Regions from separate parts of the Homo sapiens genome. Here region 2 is linked to region 1. The links are chromatin contacts, found by Hi-C or POLR2A ChIA-PET in ENCODE. All regions are on one chromosome and are shown on one strand. Each heading gives the region's core, a stretch centred on a gene start or an enhancer-like site at or near the end of the contact. The rest is flanking DNA. Distances are from core to core; before and after follow the strand shown. Region 1 has its middle 64 kb from the start of LINC01625. Region 2 overlaps LINC02941 (long intergenic non-protein coding RNA 2941).

The links. A loop is a pair of places that touch in the nucleus more often than their neighbours do. ChIA-PET counts read pairs that join two places held with the same protein, here RNA polymerase II (POLR2A).
Region 2: a map of prostate gland shows a loop between it and region 1 (2.2-fold over the local background). The contact joins two enhancer-like sites. A Hi-C loop is called at or near these places in 3 of 168 maps with a recorded cell type or tissue (A673, Caco-2 and prostate gland). POLR2A ChIA-PET finds 5 or more read pairs at or near these places in 1 of 52 experiments (Panc1).

What each region holds. Positions count from the first base shown.
Region 1 is chr6:139,536,215-139,541,595 of GRCh38, reverse strand. No RefSeq gene overlaps it. Among named protein-coding and RNA genes, the nearest start is that of LINC01625, 64 kb to the right of the region's middle. Within about 2 kb of position 1,680, at least 22 of the 41 ENCODE cell types and tissues checked have a DNase peak (open chromatin) inside an H3K27ac peak, as active enhancers do; they include A673 and Panc1, where a contact is called at or near this core.
Region 2 is chr6:139,979,072-139,984,812 of GRCh38, reverse strand. All of the region lies in intron 1 of LINC02941 (long intergenic non-protein coding RNA 2941), which reads right to left. The region is part of intron 1 of LOC103352541 (a long non-coding RNA gene); the gene reads left to right. Among named protein-coding and RNA genes, the nearest start is that of LINC02941, 5.6 kb to the right of the region's middle. RefSeq lists a silencer at 1,807-2,101. Within about 2 kb of position 2,893, at least 13 of the 41 ENCODE cell types and tissues checked have a DNase peak (open chromatin) inside an H3K27ac peak, as active enhancers do; they include A673 and Panc1, where a contact is called at or near this core.

The DNA.
Region 1 (5,381 bases), core at 431-2,930:
AAAAAGAATCATAGATCCAAGGACATTATTATGACAAAGTTACAATGTGGATTTTCTTCTATGTGATACTTTTTGCTATTTATTCTTATGCAAAATAATGTGTATTTTACTTAGAAAGTAAATAGTTGTGGATTTTGAATACTCACATGTTAAATGCTATAATTTATATATAAAATTTAAATGTCGAAATTCTACAGCTATACTAATATTAATGGCAAGGGGTCTCAGAAAATAAAACTCTAGAAACAAAAAGACCCTGCAACCACCAACAGTATTTCTCCAGGAAAAGCTGCACAGGCGCTTGATCTCAGGCCTCACATAGTGGTTTTATTCCAAAGGAAACACCAAATGACCAAAACTTGCAGTCAGTCCAGGAACAATTCAGAGCCACAGTGATTTTCTGCTAAACCTAGAAGTTAAGCCTCAGAAGACTATGGCTTGGCTCAAAGTTACTTCTTAGCCATGGAAACGTTTTAGAGTTTGTTCATTTATTCATGCATGCAAGGCTCTAAGTGAGCATTTACAATGCATCCAGCAGAGAGGAAAAAGAACCAGTCACTGCTCCCAGGAGATCAAGCTGATGGGAGAGCCCCTCCTAGCCATTCCATCATCTTTTCTGCCTCAACTTCCCAAAGACTTGGCAGGTGTCTGACTGGAAGTGGTTGTTCTTTGCTTCTATCAGTTGTGTTTATGAGCATATACAAACCTTAGAGAGCTATGATTGAACCTCGTTTTCCAAGACTAACACCATTTTTTAGTACCCACATTTATATTTTCTCTCACTCTCATTCTAAATTACAGACGCAGTCAACTCACCTGCCAGAGTTTTGCTTGCCCCAACACTTAGCAAGAAGCTGAATGCATCCAAGGATCCCCACAATCCCAGAACATTCTAAAAATATTGCAGGATGAGAAAGAATTGTCAGCAACTGAGGGAGGAAGTTGTTCAACTTCCACCAAGCATCAGGCTGAGGTGGAATGAGTGGAGACACATGATCAATGAATAAGAAAGAAAATGAGAGAGAAGATGGAGAGGATTAAGAAATAATGATTGAACACATCACCACCGCTTTGCTGGAGCAAGATCAAATACAATGGGCAACGTGACAAGCAAACAGGAAATACTGTGGCGAGTCGCCTGCTCCCCCAAGGCTGAGTAGGCCTCTGTTGCATCAGGGGAAGCAGAGTCAAATCGTGATTTCAGCTTTTCCCAATGTTGCTTTGCACACACACCAACCTCACAACTACCCCACCCTTGTCAACAAATGGGGCATGTCACCCCAGCTTCTATTTATATTATGCTGGTTTGTATGTTCTTTCTTAAAACGTGTAGCTCTCCTATTCTGTAAACATTTATTCTCGTGACCTGTGTGTTTTATCCTACGTTCATACTGAGAATGATCTTCTGGCCAGGTATCTTGCATGGTCTCAACTTGCTTCATAACCTTTCTTAATGCCTAGCAAACCAAAACCACTCAGTAGACGTTGTTGATCACCAAGTAACTGTTTACAGAAAGGAAGAGCGGGCCACACTGTGTATTGCGAGTTAATAATGTGTTCCCAGGCATTGCTCATTGCAGCTGCTCCCTTTAGAAGCAAGAATTCCTGAGCAATGACTGAGCAGACCCTATCGGTGTTCGAGCCAATGACGGCGTCCCTGGAAGGGATGCCCGATCTTGCCTTGCAATCCGGCCAGTTCCCATTGGCTGGGCATTCCGGCTAGCCAGGATTTCTTCTCCTTCCTCAGCATGGCTTTGCTCTTCTTGCTCTACACCTGGAATTTTTTCCCTAATTTAAAACATAGTCATTCTCCATGATATGCTGCCTGTGAAGCACTTCTGTGAGTTTTTCAGGTCTCAAGTGACTAATACTTTTCTCAGCACTTATAATCAGTAATGGTCTGTACTTAGCATCTTAATTTATTTACTTTCCTTCTGTATTGTTCCTTGTTTTCTGTGTCCTTGTCTTCTTCATTTTCTTTTTTTTTTCCTTTCTTTTTTTTTTTTTTTTTCTGAGACAGAGTCTCGCTCTGTCGCCCAGGCTGGAGTGCAGTGGTGCGATCTCAGCTCACTGCAAGCTCCGCCTCCTGGGTTCAAGCCATTCTCCTGCCTCAGTCTCTCAAGCAGCTGTGACTACAGGTGCCCACCACCACGCCCGGGTAATTTTTATATTTTTACTAGAGATGGGGTTTCTCCATGTTGGCCAGGCTGGTCTCAAACTCCTAACCTCAGTTAATCCACCTGCCTCGGCCTCCCAAAGTGCTGGGATTATAAGTGTAAGACACAGTGCCTGGCGTTACTTCCTATCTAGATTCTAAGCAACTTGGGAGCTCACTGCCTTGCAGCATAGCATTATGTTTATATAGGATCAGCAAATGATTGGTGGAATGGGTGGCTCCTCAGTGAACCAGAAACTGGGTAATATTCAAGTGCACCCACACTTGTGTGCGCTAGCCATGCACATGCACATAGTATCATCATGTGCTAGTTACTTTGCATGTTATCTCATTTAATACTCACAGCAACCCAATGGAGGTAGTTACCATTCCCATTTCCGTTTAATTAATGAGAAAAATTTAGAGAAGCTACCTATTTTGCCAAGAGTCACTGTGTTAGAGACAGTGATAGCCTATATGCTTTATTGCTTTTTAACTCCGGTCCATGTCTCCTGTCCCACAGATGTAATCATAACAATGTAACAGCTAATGCTCTTTAAAAAAAAAAAAAAGAAAGAAAGAAAATCTTGATAAAAGTATAACCTGTCTCTCCCATTTACCCTTCCAGTAGTCCACCACCCCCCGAGCCTTTCCCTTTCGCCGTTGCAGTATTGACTGTTCTGAACATATGGGCATTACCCAGTACGCTAGGTCTAAGCCAGGAAATGTCGCTGCGAATAATAATAACAGGATCAACTTCTCAGTGGTGTTAGTGTGAATACGACAACACACTGTATTTTCCAGCAAATGTGTCATCCTTCCACTCATTGACACGAGGACTTGTTCTTCCTGCCTAACTGAGTCAGTCACAATCCCAGCATTTCAACGGATGTGTTGTGAACCTCCTGTGAAGAAAAAATGTCAACATAAACAGTACCCAATAGTGAGAACTATAAGGTTTTCAGGCTCTCGACAGGGATTAGATTGCTTGATTCTGAAGCTTCTGAGACATAGATACCACAAAGAGTGTGACAATTGCCAATTGACAGCTGAAAGACACCAAGGCTGAGGGAAGTTAAGTGATTTACGCAAGGTGAATAAGTTAGTAAGTGGGAGAGCCTTTACTAGAACCAGGTTTTTTGTTTGTTTGTTTTTTTGAGACAGTCTTGCTCTGTTGCCCAGGCTGCAGTGCAGTGGCCCGATCTCTGCTGACTGCCACCTCCGCCTCCCAAGTTCAAACAATTCTCCTGTCTCAGCCTCCCAAGTAGCTGGGATTACAGGCATGCACCACCATGCCTGGGTAATTTTTGTGTTTTTAGTAGAGATGGGGTTTCACCATGTTAGCCAGGCTGGTCTAGAACCACTGACCTGAAGTGATCCACCTGCCCCAGCCTCCCGAAGTGCTAGGATTACAGGCGTGAGCTACTGCGCCCAGCCTAGGGTTTTGTTGTTGTTGTTGTTGTTGTTGTTGTTTTAATTTTTATTTCTTTATTTATGAGACAGAGTCTCACTTTGTCACCCAGGCTGGAGTGCAGTGGCACAATCTCAATTCACTGCAGCCTCAAACTCCCCAGGCTCAAGTGATCCTCCCACCTCAGCCTCCTAAGTAGCTGGGACTACAGGCATGTGCCACCACACCCAGCTAATTTTTTATTTTTTGTAAAGATGATGTCTCACTATGTTGCCCAGGCTGGTCTCGAACTCCTGGGATCAAGTGATCCACCCACCTCGGCCTCCCAAAGTGAGGGATTACAGGCGTGAGCCACCACGGCTGGCCTATGTTTTTCAAATTGTCATCTTTCTCCCACATGTCTGGAGAGGAAGAGTCGAATGAAATAGAACTATTCATACGACAGGGCCTGGACAAGGGTAAATGTGCACAAGAAGCTAAGAGCTCTCAGGAGTGTGGAGAGAAGCCCCCTTTAGCAAGAGAAGAAAGATCCTAACACAGCCCAGGGCAGGAGACAGGGAGGGAGGGCAGAAGAGTGGGCACCTGCAACTTGGAACTTGGCAGGAGAGACTGTTCTCCAATGTTCCTGTTCAGAAAGCAAATGTATTTGAAATGCTGAGGACTCCACATATATTCTGTTAATAATTTACCAACTGAAACCATTAAAGATGTTGACAAAAGACAAAAGCTTTTCCATTTACTATGGGTGTCTGTGGGTGATTTGAAACCACTCATTACCTTTATAAGCTCCTGGGTTAGTTCTGGGTGTCCCGGCTAATTGGCAACAGCAAGAGGCACCTTGGACCAGCAGCGGATAGAGTTTTGGTTTGAACATGCGACTACCCTGATTCCACATTCAGGCGTTTTGTCATGAATTCACCGAGGGACTGTTGGTCCAGGCCTCTGTAGGCAAATTATATTTGCCAATAGATGACATTTATAGTGTAACTGGATATCCCTGGATGAGAAGCTAAAAATGAAAAAGTAAATATGTTTTCCCAGAAGAAGCCCATCAAGATGTCACCAGAGTTGAACACACAATGGAAGCAAGGAAGTAGAACATTCCTGTAATCAAATAATGTTATTCTTTCAGAGACTTCGAAGTATACAGGGACCAAAATTCCTGAAGTGAAAGGAACAAACTGCTCTTACTGAGCAGGATGAATGAATTCTCTCAAGCTATGATTTGTAAATAAGGCCCAAGCAGTACAGTACTTGCTATTTTAAAGTTCTGGATTCTTGTTCCATTTCTGCCACCCCCAGGCTCCTTGGATAAGTGTATCAGTTAGGATGCATTTTGGCTACAAATTACACAAAAATGCAACTAAAGTAGTTTAAACAGTGAGAACACTTATCATTTTTTATGGCATGAGGGCCAGAGTTATGAAAGTTCCAGGACAGTTAGGTTGGCAGCTCCATGATCTGTGACCATCTTTCCAGTCCGTCACACCTCATGGACAAGGTCATCCTTACAGGCTAGCTTCCTCCATGGCCCTAAGACAGTTACTGGAATGTCCACGCCACACAGAGATACTGAGGTCCAGAGGTGGGAAGGGAATGTCCACTAGGTGTGTCTCTTTGGAAAGTGAAGAAAACTTTCCAAAAAGCTTGGTCAGACCATATTACATACCTAAGCATAAACCCAATCATTTAGCAAGGCAGATAGATAGTATCTCCATAGTTGACTTACCTACTCAAGATGCACCGCCCCGCCCTCATCCTGAGGCTGAAGAGGGGCCCTAGCCTGCCTTCAGGCACATGGGCACTCAGAGGAGG
Region 2 (5,741 bases), core at 1,644-4,143, 440 kb before region 1:
TTGCTGATTTGCTACAGCTAGAAATGTAATCAAATATTTGCGTTAGTTTTCAACCACTCAATGATTTATCATTCTTTTCATTATCTATTGTCTGGCTTCTAACCACCATCTTGAGTATAAACGGTGAAGATGGCAAATATAGGAAAGAATGGTCTTTTACTGTAGGAACCTACAAGTAATGAAGTGGGACCAAAGCAGTCTCTGAACCGGGCTTACATCTTTACAAGAATGTCTAAGAGAAGAAAGGTCGCTCTCCAGCATGTTCAGTCGCAGCAGCCAAAGAATTTATGACAGTGGAAAATGAAGAAGGTGGAATAGGCCAACAACAAATTAGCTGATTGTTGGTGAAGCAATAGGGGCCAGGATACCTTTTATAGGCACACGTTCCAGTCCAGTGAGTCGCCTTTCAGTATCCATCAGAACCCCCTAAGTAGTCTGCTTAAATCAAGATGAGTTGTCTGGTGTGTTCTACAGCCCTAGACCCTACCACTAAGTGGGAAGAGAGGGAGAGAAAAAGAGGGTGCAGGGAACCCTAGAGAAGCACAGGGCAATTCAAGTAAAAGTGGGGAAGGAATGTACCAGCTGTGCACTATCAATATTTTCCTATCAAGACATCCGCTGCCTCAGGATCACATGGTGATGAATCACAACAAAGACCCAACAAAAAATGTTGACACTTTGAGACTCTTACTTAAACATGTACATCAAAAAAGTGGGAGGGGGAGGTACTCCAAGCTGCATGACTTGATATTGACTTGATCCTTGCACAGACTACAGTCATCATTAAACACACATGCTCTCCCAATTTGTATGCCCATACCACAGTCCTCACTCCTTGTTGAGCAATAACAAGGAGATCAGTGTGACTGGAACCTAGTTAAACTATCATGCTCATGATGCTATGCAGTAGCTCTAGATTCCATGTTATAATGTGTGACGTTACCAAAATAATATCCTAAATTATCACAAAGTGGTATTTTAAAAATGCAGTTTTGCGATCCAATTACTTCACAGGTCACATGGCCTCAATCACTGACCTTAGAACTTAACAGCCATCTATAGTGTTTCCATGAAAAATATGTTCCAGGCTCCAAACAGCATTCTTTTAGGCAAACTTTTAGAACACAATCTGCTTAGGAACTGTCTCTACTGTTCTGTGATACGTTTGTTTTGCACATGAAGTTAATTTCGGACTCTTTTCTACAAAGATATTTCCTGCCCTTGGAAGATGACTTCAAATAATAAATTGTCACCAAAAATGGACATGAAACTTTTAAAAAGCAGTAGGGAGGTGGAAAAGATGAACAAGCTGAAAACAAGTCCATTTTGGGAAGGTTCTGAACATCCTGGTTAAGGGAGTTTTTCATTTTAAAGGAAAAAGTATTCATCTGATGTGCTTCTTTGTTCATGGCACTTAATATAGAATTCTACAATGTTAAAAATAGGAAGTCAGGTTTATATGGTGTTTGCTTTAATGACACTAAACTGCCTGGAAATAGCAGCACATGCTATAACAAGTTTCAGATATTAAAAGAAAAGCTACAATGCTAAACTCTTTTCAAAACTTTTATATGAAGTCCCAGGCTTTGTGGACATTCAGGAGTAAATCAGGGCTAATACGGGAAGCTTACAGATGGTAAAATGGCTTCAGGCATCCCAATTATATTAAAAAGTTGAAAGCGGCAGATTCATATTCTCCCTTTTTACATGTCATAAATTCCAAAGTGTTGGTGTCAAACTGTGTCAATTGCACTCATTTATTAATACTTGGAATACCGTCAGTGAGCTGCCTAACTGTTATTATCCATTTATTCATTTACAGCCATCTAATACTAACAGCACCAGGCACAGTTTTCAATCCTTTCCCTAAAACCATACATGCCTCAGGGAGACTTACATAAGCCTGCATCTGGGGAGAGGGGGGAGGAGGAAATAGCAAATTGCAGGATCTGCTGATCTTGGATATAGGTCTCTCTGCAGGAGCTTCCAAATGTGTCTTTGTTTATGTTCTGGGCTCTGGGTTGTTGTGGGGCAGGGATCTAAGGAGGAAGGAATTTGTTGCCTCAATAAAAAAAAAAATGTGGAAGAAAGGTTAGGTGAAAGACAGAAAAAAAAAGACTATCTCCGTGTATTCTAAAACAAATATTTACACATTCAAATATCATCTTTTTTTTTTTAACTATCTGATCTTCAGTCTTGGATGCAGTGGTTAATAAACCCTGATGTCTCCACACAAAGTAAAAAAATAAATAAAATAAAAAATGTATGGCAACAATGCCATGATTCAGACCCAAAAACTACCCTGCATAAAACATTCATTATAATTAATGCAGTGTTTCTTGGCTGGTATTATTAAGACCTTAATTTTCCACTTGGTGGAACTTACTGTATGTAGTAGAAAAATCACTGGCTCTGAGTCAGAAATGCCTTGATTCTAATCCAGCCCCTGCCACTTCTTAGCCATGCCATGTGTGTAAATTAGTTGACCTCTCTGAGCCTTGGGTTTGTTTTCTTTAAAATGTGACTTATAAGGAAATATTAAATGTGACGATTAAATAAAAGAAAGAAAAACAACTACACAGTTCCTCTAAATTGCAGCTTTCCTCCCTCACCCCTTTCCTCTTTAAGAACTGCACAGACATTTTTAATAAGAAAGGATATAAGTGATCAAAATAATTATTCTGAAAACATATGATTCATTGCAGACATTGGTAGTGTGCCCTACGTGCTATTGGGCATGAAAGAGTTAAGTGGGAACGTCACCTTAGAGTCCTGGGGGAAGGGCGGAAGGGAGGGTAATAGCAGATTTAATAGTGTTTCACAGGCAGAGTCCTGGTGCTGTGCAAAGCTCCAGATCGTGTTTCTTCTTAGACGCCAATCAGTCAGGAAGTGATTCTCAAAGAAGTTTACATTGCCCTACTCTCTTTACACTGCAGCACAGTAGGAAACCCAGGACACAGAATACTCACAAGAAAGATGCTAGCATTTCCTGGGATAATAGGGAAAGCAAATGAGCCTCATGTCACATAGCATATTATAAGGAAGCAAAGCCTCCTACACAACATTATACTAAAAAGACCAAACTTATATTAAGCCTTGAACAGTTGCATATGTAAAGACCAAGAAAATAATCCAAATAGTAATCAAAAGCTCTAATTCTTCTTCAATTCCAGTTCATGTGCTACATTTTGAGAAGCATGACACAAAAGTGTGCATGCTCTCTCACACACACACATGCACACACACACAAATATACACAACTCATGCAACACATGTTCACACCTTCTGGTCAATACAAGAAAAGAAACCTAGATTATATCAGAACACAGACAGTCTTACTAGTCAGGCTGTGTCTTCACCACATGCTTAATGGAGAAAAATGGGTAAGGTATATCAGAACTTCATCAGAGAACATTCCAAAGCTGTTACATACATTTATGCTTGTCAAGTGTGTAACATGCACATAATTCTCTTTTATTCTTTCACCCAGTATTTATTTTCTGTTAGCTAGAAGAGGGCATAGGCTTTGTCTATATTGCTTACTTTTAAATTTGTGACCACCTGGCATGTAGTAGGTGCTCAGTAAATATTTGCTGAATAAATTAATGAACATTTCCAATTCTAGGGGGGATTCTGCCATTTTAAATAAGCAATTACAGTAGAATAAGCTAATTTGATTTTTGATATCCCGAGGAACCTTTCCAAGCCCCTTTTGTTGGTAGTTTTCTTTTTAGAACACTGTCTGAACTAGGCCTATCTTATATGGCTTTGCTCCAGCTGACTGGAGATTCACGTGGTAGCCTGTGGAGAGGTATCTACATGAAAGATAAAGACATTGGTTATATTTGTACAGATATTACACTGTGCTGCAAATAACCCACTCTGTCTTTTGTTTTTCTTGAGACAGAGTCTCACTTCTGTCAACCAGGCTGGAATGCAGTGATGCAATCTCAGCTGCAACCTATGCCTCCTGGGTTCATGAGATTCTCCTCGTGCCTCAGCTCCCTGAGTAGCTGGGACTACAGGCACGCACCACCATGCCTGGCTAACTTTTGTATTTTTAGTAGAGACAGGTTTTCACCATGTTGGCCAGGCTGGTCTCAAATTCCTGACCACAAGTGATCCACCCACCCCATCCTCCCAAAGTGCTGGGATAATAGGCATGAGCTACTGCTCCCAGCCTACCCACTCTGTCTTCTATACATTAATTCTAAATCAATGATTTATGAATTTACCCAAATTGATTTTTCTCTACTTATGTTTTCAGCCTCTTCTCCTTCCAGGCAATGAGCTCCATGCTAGCATTCCCCTTTTCTTCAAAGTAATATCTTTTATTTTTTCTTAGAATTCACCACAAGCAATTCAGCAAAATGTCACTGGCGCCTCCTACAAGATACCATGACAGCAAAATTTTATCTTTACTACATGAGGATTTTTTACTTTTTCTAAAGTTTAAATTTTTTCCACTTCTTTCTCCCTTTATCGTGACCTTACAAAGAACCATCATGGTCCAGTTACAGGATGTCCTCTTACAGAAACCATATTTTCTTTCCTTCATTAAGTTATGCAAGTTTAACCAACAAGTGACTGTCTTCATCATAACTTCCAGTGGGCAGTTCAGGGACTGGAGGGGGACCTACCAGCCTGCAGACCCGGCACATTTTCTATAATTTTCTTCTAGAAAGGGATTTCACTAACAATCTCCCGACTTTCTTCAGGTTTGTAACAAAAGTGTCACAATCTAGTCCCTAACAACCAAACCATTTTCATTATTAAAATGAATGTCATCATACATTTGTCAAAACTCATTATGTACAACCTAAGAGAGAGGCCTAACGTAAACTTCGACTCTGGGTGACAATGATGTGTCAACGTAGGTTCACCCATTGTAAACAAATGTACCAGTCTGAGGGGAATGTTGATCACGGGGGAGGCTGAGCATGTGTGAGAGCAGGGGAGATATGGAAACTCTCTACTTTCCACTCAACTTTCCTGTGGACCCAAAACTGCTCTAAAACAAAAATAAAGTCAATTACAGTAAAATACCTGCATAGGACATAACTTCACGACACTGTTCAAAACATTTTACTTATTTTGTGAATATAAGTATATGCAATTCTTGTAACAATATTATGAGAGCTATATTACTACTATTATCCCCTTTTTGCTGATGAGGATTCAGTTACCTGACCCCAAATGTCATGACTGAGAAGTACCAGAACTGCCGCCTGGCTGCAGCCGACACACCCGTCCTTACTCCGCTTGGGTGCTTCTCAGTCATGCCAAACTAAGTCTCCAGCCACACATTCCTTCCCTTCGCCCCAAGCACAGTTCTTAAAGCTATTAGCTATGGTTGTTCTCATAGGCGTATTGTGTACTTAACAGTAAATATACACGCATAAAAAATATTTCTGCATGTGCCACTCTGAAGGATATGCTTTATATTTTTAAAAAAATGGAAGTGAAATCATTCCCAACAGTTTTCTCAGTAAAGATGAATATAAGGATTCACTTGAGTTCATCAAAGTGCCCCACAGATTCTTTGGTTATCTGTCTAATTCTGACATAATTCTGGAGTTTTTATAACTCACTTGGCAGTCTACTACAACCTTGATTATCCCATGGTTATTTAAGGAAGTTTTTATTTTTTAATATATTTTCTGTTTTACAAATTATCTGATGATGTGTATCATTTCTAAAAACAGAACAGAATCAACATTTTTTAAAAGTTTAGTCAAGAA